2 separate regions of the Mus musculus genome follow, and region 2 is linked to region 1. The links are chromatin loops, found by intact Hi-C in ENCODE. Cell type or tissue: gastrocnemius. All regions are shown on one strand. Links, peaks and the distances in the headings refer to the core of each region. The heading gives the core; the rest is flanking DNA.

Region 1 (5,369 bases), core at 64-5,063:
TGTATGTATATGCGTGCCTATGGAGGTCAGATCCATAGAGGGTACAGGATCCCTTGGGACTGGAGTTACAGCTGGCTGTGAGCCACTGCGTGGGTGCTGGGAATTGAAGCCAGGTCCTCTGAAAGAGAACAAGTACTATAAACCAGAGTCAATTCTCCTGGCCAATTTGCAATTTTAAATAAAGTATTTGTGTTTCTGTGTACCAGCGTACACAGGTACCCAGAGAAGCCAGAAGAAAGTGTCAGATCTCCTGGAGCTGGAGTTACAGGTGGTTAGAAGTTGCCCAATAAAGGTGCTGGGAACTGAAATCTGGTCCTGTGCAAGAGCGGCCAGCCCTCCTAACCAAAGAGCATCCAATTCACTGTAATCTTCAAAGGTACTCTTTGTCTTCCTTCAGTGCTATAAAGCTCATGGCTTTCCACTCAGTAGGCAAAGGCTCCACCCAAGTTACATTTCCCAGTCTTTCAGAGGCATTTCTTTCGTGTGTGCAAGTGCCACACATACATGCGTGTGCACACTCCACCACACAAATATCTGCGGAGGGCAGAGGAAACTGGGTGCTTTTTCTGATTACTCTAAATCTTTTGTTTTTTGTTTTAAGAATCCTTACTTCTGAGCTAGGCATTGGAGGCTCATGCCTTTCTTCCCAGCACTTGGGGAGCAGAGGCAGATGGATCTCCGAGTTCGAGGCCTGCCTGCTCTACAGAGTGAGCTCCAGGACAGCCAGGACGACACAGAGAAACCCTATCTTAAAAAAGAAAAAAAAAAAAAAAAAAAAGGAGAAAAAAAATTTTTATTTTTACGTATGTGTACGTGGGATGGTGAGACTGTGTAGGGTTAGGAACCGCTCTTCCACAGGACCCAGGTTCAATTCCCAGCACCCTCACGGTGGCTCACAACCACCTGTAACTCCAGTTCTGTTTTTTTTTTTTTAGATTTGTTTATTTATTTATTTATTTATTATATGTAAGTACACTGTAGCTGTCTTCAGACGCACCAGAAGAGGGCATCAGATCTCATTACGGGTGGTTGTGAGCCACCATGTGGTTGCTGGGATTTGAACTCCGGACCTTCGGAAGAGCAGTCGGGTGCTCTTACCCACTGAGCCATCTCACCAGCCCTCTGGGGGTTCTAATATCCTTTTCCAACCTCCAAGGGCATTATGTACAGACATGGTGCACATACACACATGTAAGCCACTCGTGTAGGTAAAAGTAAGACCGGCTTAGACACACTAGTCTCCACCCCTCAGAGTATTGGTGTTAGACCTAAATCACAACACTGAGGACTCCAAATTCAGATACCCATGTTTGAGTACCAAGCTCTTTACCCACTGGGCCATCTTCCCCGTCCTTCAGAGGCATTTCTTGAAGTGTATTCCTGGCTACGTCTACAAATTACATAGCCTAGGTGGTGAGTCTAACAGACCTGGATGTCTTTCTGTAAATAACCTAAAGTCTGTGAAATCTCATTCTTTTTCGTGGCAAGAGAATAATCTCTTCTCTCGGGGAGGTAGAACGAAAAGCTGGAGGAGAGAATTCGGCCCCGTCTTTGGCAAGCACCATAATGTTGGCTGCCGGGTTAAGGCAGGGTTGAAGTCAGGTACAGGGATAAGCCCCGGCAGTAAGCCAGTCTCCACCCAAAACATGTAAGACTGGAGCCCAAGGTCACATCCCAACCTGGGACAACACGGCGGGCCTCACCTAGAGGACTGGCGCACACTTACCGTGCAGGTAGCATGCGAGGACTGCTCCGAGGCCACACGCAGCCCGTTGTCCAAGATGCTGACCTGGGTCTCCGGCACGCTCTGGAGGGCCTGGGCGAAGGTTGCGGTACCCCGCAAGGCAGGTAACCTCAGCAGGGCCGGCTAAAGGGAGAAGGCGACCATTGCAAGAACTGCTCGCCAAGCCTCTGGGACCTCGGCTCTCAAACCCAAGCCAGAGCAGATAACCATCCCCGCCCTCCGCCATGACCTTCCCACGGCCCTGACCCCCGCGACCTCCCCACTCCGACCCGCCACTGCTGAGACAGCCTGCTCCTCATCTGTGTACGAAAGCCCTGGGCCCTGCAGCCCAACGTCTCACTGCCACCTCACCGAGCGGCGGGTGCGAAGTAGCACTTGCGTCCCGGAGCAGGCCGCTCGGCAGACTGCGGACGCCGCCATCTTCTAACTTCCGTCAGTGTAGAGCCGCGCTGCGCATGCGCAGAGCGGAGTCTGAGGCGCAAGCGCTGTAAGGAAGACTTGGTGCTCAGTCGCCCCCTGTTGGGCAGCAAGTACGTTAGCAAGAATTGATCGCATGTAGTCATTTGGTCCGTGTGCCTCTAGGATCTTCGGGACATTTATCAACCTGCGAGGGAGGGGCCCTTCATCTGGTCCCATCTGAGACAGGTTCTATTCATCACCTTCTTCCACCTGAGGGAGGCGGTATGCAACTGTGGGAGATGCATTGTACGCCAGCAGCAGCTCTGAAACCTGGAGGGCAGTGGCTAGGCACAATTGAGCCCAAGGGCTAAAGCACTTGCCTGTCTGTGCAAGAAGGTGTCCACTAAAGTTAGTTTAAAAGAATAAAATATGCTTAAATGGTTGACTTGAAAGACGTTTAATAATATATTGCCAAATATATAGCACTTGGGAAATGGAGACACAGAAGAATCAGGAGTTCAAGGACATCCTCCTCTCTTGTGTAAGGAGTTCAAAACTACCCTGGGTTGTGTAAGACAGTGTCTCCAAAACGTAAGAAAAAAAACGTGTGTATGAAAAGAGGAACAATGTAGAGGTAATTTGTGGAATAGGGCTCCTTGTTTGGAATAAAATAACTAAGCAAAAAAGTTTTTTCTATTTTGTGATTATTTCAAAACTTTTTGTTTACTTTTTTTCTTAATTTTTTATTATTTAAATGCATTTTATACATCAAACATATTAATAATGTTGAGTACTTTGAGAATCAAATAATCCATAAATTTTTTTCAACTTTTATATTCATATCCTTTCATACCCTAAAATATCATTAATGAATATTTAATACTATCCATAACTGAGGATCCTATATCTAATGTTGAATACTAAATTGTTTCAAAACATGCAAAATATTCTTTGGGAGTTAAGCATAGTAAAAGAGCATAAAATATTAAAAATTAATCATTAAGAAATATATTCATGAGTTCGAGGCCAGCCTGGTCTACAAAGTGAGTTCCAGGACAGCCAGGGCTACACAGAGAAACCCTGTTTCAACAAAACAAAACAATAAAAAATGAGTTACAGGGACAAAGTTTGGAGTAGAGACTAAAGGAATGACCATCCAGAGACTGCCCCACCTGGGGATCCATCCCATAAACAACCACCAAACCCAGACACGATTGCGGATGCCAACAAGAGCTTGCTGGCAGGAGCCTGATAACGCTGTCTCCTGAAAGGCTCTCCCAGTGCTTGACAAATACAGAAGTGGATGCTCACAGCCATCTATTGGATGCGAAGCACAGGGTCCCCAATGAAGGAGCTGGAGAAAGGACCCAAGGAGCTGAAGGGGTTTGCAGCCCCATAGGAGAAACAATTATATGAACTAGCCAGTACTCCCCAGAGCTTCCTGGGACTAAATCACCAATCAAAGAAACCACATGGTGGGACTCATGGCTCTAGCTGCATATATAGCAGAGAATGGCCTAGTCGGACATCAATGGGAGGAGAGGCCCTTGGTCCTGTGACGGTTCTATGCCCCAGTATAGGGGAATGCCAGGGCCAGGAAGCAGGAGTGGGTGGGTTGAGAAGCAGGGGGAGCGGGGAGTGGATAGGGGGTTTTCAGACGGGAAACTAGGAAAGGGTATAATATTTGAAGTGTAAATAAAGAAAATATCTAATAAAAATAAAAACATATATATGTGTGTGTGTGTGTGTATGTGTGTTCAAAAGCCCTTATATGATACCACCTGACATAGTGAGAGAGTATTTAAAATGCATTATATATCTGTGTACATTGTCTAACAACCAGTTTACTTAAAAAAAATTATCAGTGTTTGTAGGAGAGAAATTATTTTACCATTAAGTATATTTTAAAATTTTCAAAATGGCAAAAACTCTTTGAAGTTAAACATTAAGAAAATGCTAATTTCAAGCACAGTGAGAAAAATTATCAATAATAAAAAAAAAACTATCTGAAATCAGATAAAAGATCCTTTGTGTGTATTGATTAACATTTTGTGGACCAAAAGTACGATTTAGAGAGGAAAATAAAGTGAAATAAAATCTTCTTTGCTGCTGGATAAGGTAGTAAGCGCCTTTAATCCCAGTGCTCAGGAGGCAGAGGTAACTAAGCCTTGTGCAGCATTCCAGGCTAGCCTGGTCTGCACAGTGAGCCAGGGATCTATAGTGAAGGCCTGTCGCAGGCACACAAAGGAAAAAACAAAAAACAAACCTAACTTACCTGCTTCCTTTTCTTGGAGAGACTGGGTCATGTGTAGCCCAAGCTGGCCTCAAATTCACTTTGAAGCCTTGGATAACCTGAACTTCTGATCCTTCTACCTCCCCCTCCCAGGTAATAGGATCATAGGTAAGGACCACCAGCTGCTTTCTGTGGTGCTGAGCAGTAAAACCAGGTTCTCACAAACACTAGGCAAATGCTACCAACTTAGTCACACTGTTAGCTCTCTTTCAGCTTTCTGAAAACATGATTTTTAGTTTAAGATTATTTTTATCTATTACTTGTGTGTGCGCACATGATATATGCATGTGTGGGGGATGTCCCCACATGTGTTCAAAGTTCAAAGAACAACACTGGGGTCTCTGTTCTCTCCTTCCACCTTTGCATAGATTCCAGGCGTCAAATTCGGGTCACCTGGTTTGTACAGAAAGCGCCTTTGCTACGGAGCCATTTTTAGAGCAGCTTTATTCTTAAGGAACTGTGAGCAGATGGTATAGACGTTCCTCATGCTCTTCGAGAGCATTAGCAAGCCGCTCCCTTTACCGACATCGTACCTTCGTACAGCTCACCTATTACTATTAGCAGGCCATTATTAGTTAGTTATTAACTAAAGTCCATAGTTTGCACGGATTTCCTTGAGTTGTTGTTGTTGTTGTTGTTTTAACCTAGTGTCCTTTTTCTAACTCAGGACAGTACATTACATTTGCCTGTCTTAGGCTTCACTGGTTTGTAATTCAGTGTGTTTTGTTTTTAACCATTCCAGACTTTCAATTTAATGCTATAATAATAATAATAATAATAGTAATAATAATAGTGTATCCTTTGGAAGCCTGTGTAAGACAGCCATAAACAATGATCAACTGGGCCTTCCTTCACAGGCTTTGTACGATCGAAAGCCCTGAAAGGAAACAGTTGCATCCTGTATTCTGTTCCACGTTACTCACAATCATCACC
Region 2 (5,369 bases), core at 213-5,212, 82 kb after region 1:
CCGTGGTATAGCTGCGGACCAGAGGCTCTGACAGGTAGGTGACAACGAAGCCGAAGTGTACCAGGCCCAGCCCCACCTGTTGGGTGGCCGGGGAAAGTCAGGGGAGGTGGAAGTCACAGGCACAGCCAAGGGCATGTGGGGGATCAGAGAGGGTCACAGTGTAAGTCAGATGCTAGGATGGCTGTTTCGTACCTGGAAGAGGCCGACCAGGAAGCTGAGTGTGTAGGCCACCTGCACGCGTGCATCATCAGCTGTGGCATTCAAGCCTTGCACGAAGGCCTTATCTGCTGTCAGAGATTCTGTCACACTGCCCACCATCACAGACATTACAGCAAAGGTCCCTTCAGGGGGAGGACAGGGGAAGTCTGGATCGTGGGCAGGCTGGGCAGGTCTTTAAGAACTTCCCAGCCCCAAGGACTAGATCATTCACCCTGAAGCCAGGGCTTTGAGATATTCAGCACCTAAGAAGCCCTACAGTTTCCTAGTGCTGCTTGGGGCGATTCATAGGCCACTTCCTTCTTCTCTAACCTGTCCTGCCCTGCCCTCTATGAAAGGGTTGCCTGACTCCACTTACCCACAGAGATGTGTCTGGAGGTACCAAACAGGAAGTAGATGAAGACGGGGTAGAAAGAACTGTACAGACCAAACATAGGAGGCAATCCCGCCAGAAGGGCATAGGCCAAGCCTGCAGATAAAACAGTAGCAATGCAGACTTGAAGAACAGGGTATCAAAAAGATAGAGACTCCAAGCCCTGGGCTCAGGGGGTCATAGCTCCAAGAGCAGAGGTCTTGGCTTCTGGTTTGACACTTCACAGACCACAGAACTTGCAACCCTGAGGTTGGAGGTAGCTCACCCTGAGGAAGCTGCATGATGGCCACACTCAGGCCAGATAACAGATCACCCAGGAGCCATTCACGCACAGGATACCGGGGTAACCAGCCCAGGACTGGAACGTGCTGGAGCAGAAGAGAATGGGCCCGAGCACGGGAGCATCTAGGACGGAGAAAAGTCTGTTACAGGGTGGACTGTCTGGGCCTTGAAAGAACCCCCAGAACCTCTCCCCTCATCATTACCGGAACCAAGTTCGCCACTGGTGGGTCTTCGCCGCTGGGCCCCAATGCCCCAGATCTTCTAGCTGCTCCTGGTTCAGCAATGGCCTTTCCACATGGTAGTCTCTCCTCTGCAGCTCCATTTCTTGGGCTGCAGACAGGAGTGCCTGCGTCTGATGTGTCCCTTGGTCTAGAGAGGTGAGACCACAGATATACAATAGAACTTCTACTTGGGACCACAGAGCCACATACCTGAGTTTTCTGGGCTCAAAGATCAAGGGTAGAGCTAACTCTGCTGGTCTCTGAGGGCCCCGTGCTCACACCCTGACAGAGGCAGTATCTGAACTTTGGCTGCTGGAAGACTCTTTCTGGGCCAAAGTCTCTCCGGAAGGGAGAGATGGATGAGCATGCCCACACATCCAGCTCAGGTGTGGCTGCCCAGCCCCGAGTACCACTTCAAGTCCAAGTCCAGGTCTGGGTCCAGGTCCAAACTGACTGCGCTTCCTAGCCCCTACCTCTCAGGCCCTTGGCTTCCTTCCCTGAATCAATTCCTGTCCAGTCCCCTTTCCAGCTTTTCCACCAGGAGCCCAACCTTGTTGGCTGAGAGCGAGTTGACAGATAAGAACTAGCAAACCAGAGGTCTGTAAGCAATACTGCCCTCCAGTTTCAGGACAGGGTCCAGCAAGACTCCAGGGTCGAAGCTCTCACCTCCAGGGAGTTTTGACAGGCTCCCACTCGAAGTAGAGAGACTTCACCTGGGAACAGGAGCTTTTGGAAGCCAATCCAACCTGGAGGGAACTCTGCCCTGAAAGCTTTCACCAGCCAGGCAAGTTCTGACCGGGGGTGTGGGAATCTCTCATCGGGAGGCACTTCTCTGGAGAGGCACTTCTCTCGGAAGTGGGAGACTTTACCAGAGAATAGGATCTGAGGGGGTCTCTCAGAAGAAACTCTGATCTGGGGGGGGGGTGCCTCCATATGGAATGCAGCTCTCTATAAATATATTTCAGGGGAAACAAATTTGGAGTGGGCAGGGGGGAGGGGCTAGCCTGTGGGAAAGATATCACCTGTGAGTTCTGATCTAGGAGAGGCTATAACCAGGGGAGAGAATCCCACCAGAGGGGTAGGAACTCACCTGGGAAGACTCTCTAACCTGGGTATCCAATGGAGGAGGGAGCAGTGCAGACGCAAGGAAGATCTTCAGAGATTCTCTGCACCGCGGGCTCCAGGAGATCTCAGCGGCCCCTCTCCCCTCCTTCAAGATCTCTCAAGTCTTCTTAAAGGGCTCCCTCCCCTTACCAGGCGGCACGCGCCTTGGAGGGCGGAGCCTTGATGCTTGGCACCTCCCTTTGGGAGGGCACAAGGGCCGGCAGCGACAAATGTGAACAGTACCCTGCCGACTCAGGCCGCGGCTGGTCCACCGCCTGGCTAGAGCCTGTCTTGCAGCGGTTTCTCTCCCAGTCCCAACGCGCCCAGCTGGCACACCTCCCGTGCCAGGACTCCTCGGTAAGCAGCAACTTCCCTGCAGCGCCCTTATTAGCACTCCAGGGACGTTCAGTACAACCCTCAAGAGCTGGGGTCGCGCCAGAGCCCGCCCCCATCCCTCGCTGTTGATGGATAACCTCCTTCGGAAAATCGGCAAGGCGGTAAACTAAGGCTCCGCAGACGGGAAATGCCTGTCGGGGACTTGGAGGTTCCCTTCCTGAATTGACCCAGGCCGGGAGTCACAGAACTACTAGCGCTTCGCGGGCACGCGGAATTTGGGCAGCGCCCTGCAACTCACCGGACCCATCGGGAAGTCCCATGGCCCTCAGAGGGTAACTCGTGTACCGCTTTTCAAACAGCTCCCCCAGGAGGCCACTACCGGCTAGAAGGTGGCGCCAGGCCCAGAACTTGGCCGGCCGCAAGCTCCACCGCTAGGATGTGCAAGATCAGACCAATCAGAATTCTGGGGGTGGAATCCAAGTCATACTCTCTGGGCGGGGCGAGCCCGGAGAATAAAATTTTAACCCTTTCCTTCCCGTCGGCCTAGCTTCTGTCCCTGCCTGCGATTCTTGTTAACCTGCTGGGAGCTGGAGCATTCTGCTGAGACTGGAGGACTGGAACGAAGGCCCAGCGCTACGCTTGGCCAATGTTATGCCTCTGTGCCCTTAAGTGGCTGGACCTAATTGTATGCTTTGTAGAAGGTCCCCACTTTATGCAGAGGAGACATTCTTGACCGATCTGGATGCCTAGGTGTGCAACCAGGGGCCCCAGCCTCAACTGTGGGAGATCTAGGCCTGTAGGGTCTCTCAGGGACCACCAAGCTGTGAGTATCACCCTCAGATTTTTCCTTCTGAGACCTGGCACAGTGGTCCTCAAGACCAGCCCCACCCCACCTCCATTTCTTTTTTTCCAGACAAGTTTTCTCTGTTTAGCCTTGGCTGTCCTGGAACTCTCTGTAGACCAGACTTGTCTACAGAGATCCACCTGCCTCTGCCTAGTGAGTGCTGGGATTAAAGAAGAGATCAAAGGTATTTGTCACCATGGGTGGCTTCTTAAGCCCCCCCCCCCCCTTTCACTTTCACACCTGGCTGCCTAGACTGGAAATGGAGCACTCAGGATCCTTTCCAGGTCTGGAAGCTCTGGCCTGATCCAAGTGAGAAAAGACCAGTAAGGGCCAGAGTGTGGGTGGGTAAGCAGGAACTGAAGTGGGAACGCCTAGGTTTGGGGTGACTAATGGGCAGGGCCACAAATGTCAGCCTCTGGATATTAAGGAAACCCTCATATGACTGCCTAGACCAGGAAAGTGGCTTCTCTTGGCGCAGCTCCTGCGCTCCAACTTCAGGCTCCAGTCACAAGGTGAGAGGCCATATTTCAGAAAGAAATGGGAACCTGGTCCAAATCTCCCATGAAATGGGCTAAAAATAACTGGCTATTTTGGAGGGAGGAGAGCTCAGAGTCCTACAAAGGTCATCCTGGGTGAGTATTCTCAACAGCTGAGACAGAAAGAGGAACAAGTGTTTTCTATAGAAGTTTATTCCCAAAACAGAGCGCGGCTTCACGGAACAATTTACACAGACAGGAAAGAGGGCCACTGTTGGAAGGGGACCCCAGAGACGGGCATCTACAGAACCTAGGACATAGCAAGGACACTCTCCCAACCGACAGGCCTCTCAGCCCTTCAAGGGCAGGGGTCAGTCTGGGTAAAGAGAGCTGGGGACCTGGCTGGTGGGATTTGGCACAGGCAGTGAAGTGGGATTTTTTTGAATCTCAGAAACTGCCTCCCAAGAGTAAACACAGGGTAGGGGTGGGTGGCGGCTGCACAGAACCCCGGTCCTGAGCCACTTTCGGGGCAAGCTGTTAGAAGACTCAGCTGACCTTTGACCTGGGAAAAGTTGGGATTAGAAGCCTACCTCAAGATGGCCAGGTCCAGGGGCATCGCAGGTGGGTCTTTTAGGCCCCTCCCCCACTTTTTCTACCTTTCACTTGTAAACAAAGAGGGGGAAACATTCTGAACTATAAAACAAAGTGTGTAAGTTCAATGGTTGAAGCTGTAAACAATAAATAAAACCCAACCATGTTAAAAAAATAATCTTGATCTGTAAACAAAGTAACAAAAATGTAAAGTCCCCAGCACTGGACATCAGACAACTAACAAGAGAGTTTTGTGAGCAGGATCCTAACAGTTACCTGTCCCTTTATAAGGGACCAACAGAAGGTGGGGCAGCCACTGCTGCAGCCTGGTGCCAGGGAGGATCCTGTAAGCAGTGAGAGGCGGTGGCACCTACCTACATTCTGGGTCTTGGGTTCCCTTGTTTCTGCTCCCTTTGCTCACTGCCCCCCTCATCCCTCAAGGGGACAGTGTAATGAACCAATGGCACCACAGACAAGTGAAGGAGGGACAAAGGAGTTTCCCCTCCACCCACCCCCCTAGGAATGTCTGATTAGAGGCCCAAGTCCCTCCCTAAGGGAGAAAGGGAAGCCTTGATCTGTAAACATGACTTCTGCTGCTCCACCAGCACCTGCAGCATCAGTCCTAGGTCTTAAGGCAGTAAGCGGCAGGGACTCCATGTAATACATATCCACACCCACAGGGAGGAGTGGAGCACGTGAGCCCTCAGGAGGAGGATGGAGGAACCCCTGTTTCCAAGACCAATCCCCCCCCCCAACAGGAGTTTGGCCTAGGGGCATCGGAGAAAATGCAAAGATCAAATTTGCACCCTGGGCCCCAACAACAACGTTCAGATCAATGTGGGGAAGAGAAGGGGAAAGAGCAGGTGGGGCCTGACTCATTCACTCTGCTGTAAGATGAAATGAAAGAGCAGACGCTTAGCTAAGCG

Evidence for each region. A loop is a pair of places that touch in the nucleus more often than their neighbours do. Peaks named below come from ENCODE experiments on the same cell type or tissue, not always from the same donor. Only the 100,000 strongest peaks of a DNase experiment are listed, where the experiment ranks them.
Region 2: a loop joins it to region 1, with 8 times the contacts of the local background. A loop is called at or near these places in 1 of 42 quality-filtered maps.

The regions. Positions count from the first base shown.
Region 1 is chr9:108,933,514-108,938,882 of GRCm38, reverse strand. It overlaps Uqcrc1 (ubiquinol-cytochrome c reductase core protein 1), which reads right to left and starts at 2,235. Exons shown (of 13, transcript NM_025407.2): 1 at 2,096-2,235; 2 at 1,727-1,867. The coding sequence starts at 2,164. In gastrocnemius, for the core only: a CTCF peak has its summit at 2,281 (motif pointing left); a DNase peak (open chromatin) is centred at 2,227; H3K4me3 peaks cover 2,255 bases; H3K27ac peaks cover 1,588 bases.
Region 2 is chr9:108,851,648-108,857,016 of GRCm38, reverse strand. Celsr3 (cadherin, EGF LAG seven-pass G-type receptor 3) reads right to left here. Exons shown (of 36, transcript NM_001359572.1): 36 at 4,048-5,369. It overlaps Slc26a6 (solute carrier family 26, member 6), which reads right to left and starts at 2,974. Exons shown (of 20, transcript NM_134420.4): 1 at 2,183-2,974; 2 at 1,075-1,240; 3 at 855-994; 4 at 575-685; 5 at 193-341; 6 at 1-76. The coding sequence starts at 1,193. In gastrocnemius, for the core only: a CTCF peak has its summit at 2,912; DNase peaks (open chromatin) are centred at 1,569, 2,468 and 2,964; H3K4me3 peaks cover 3,928 bases; H3K27ac peaks cover 3,893 bases.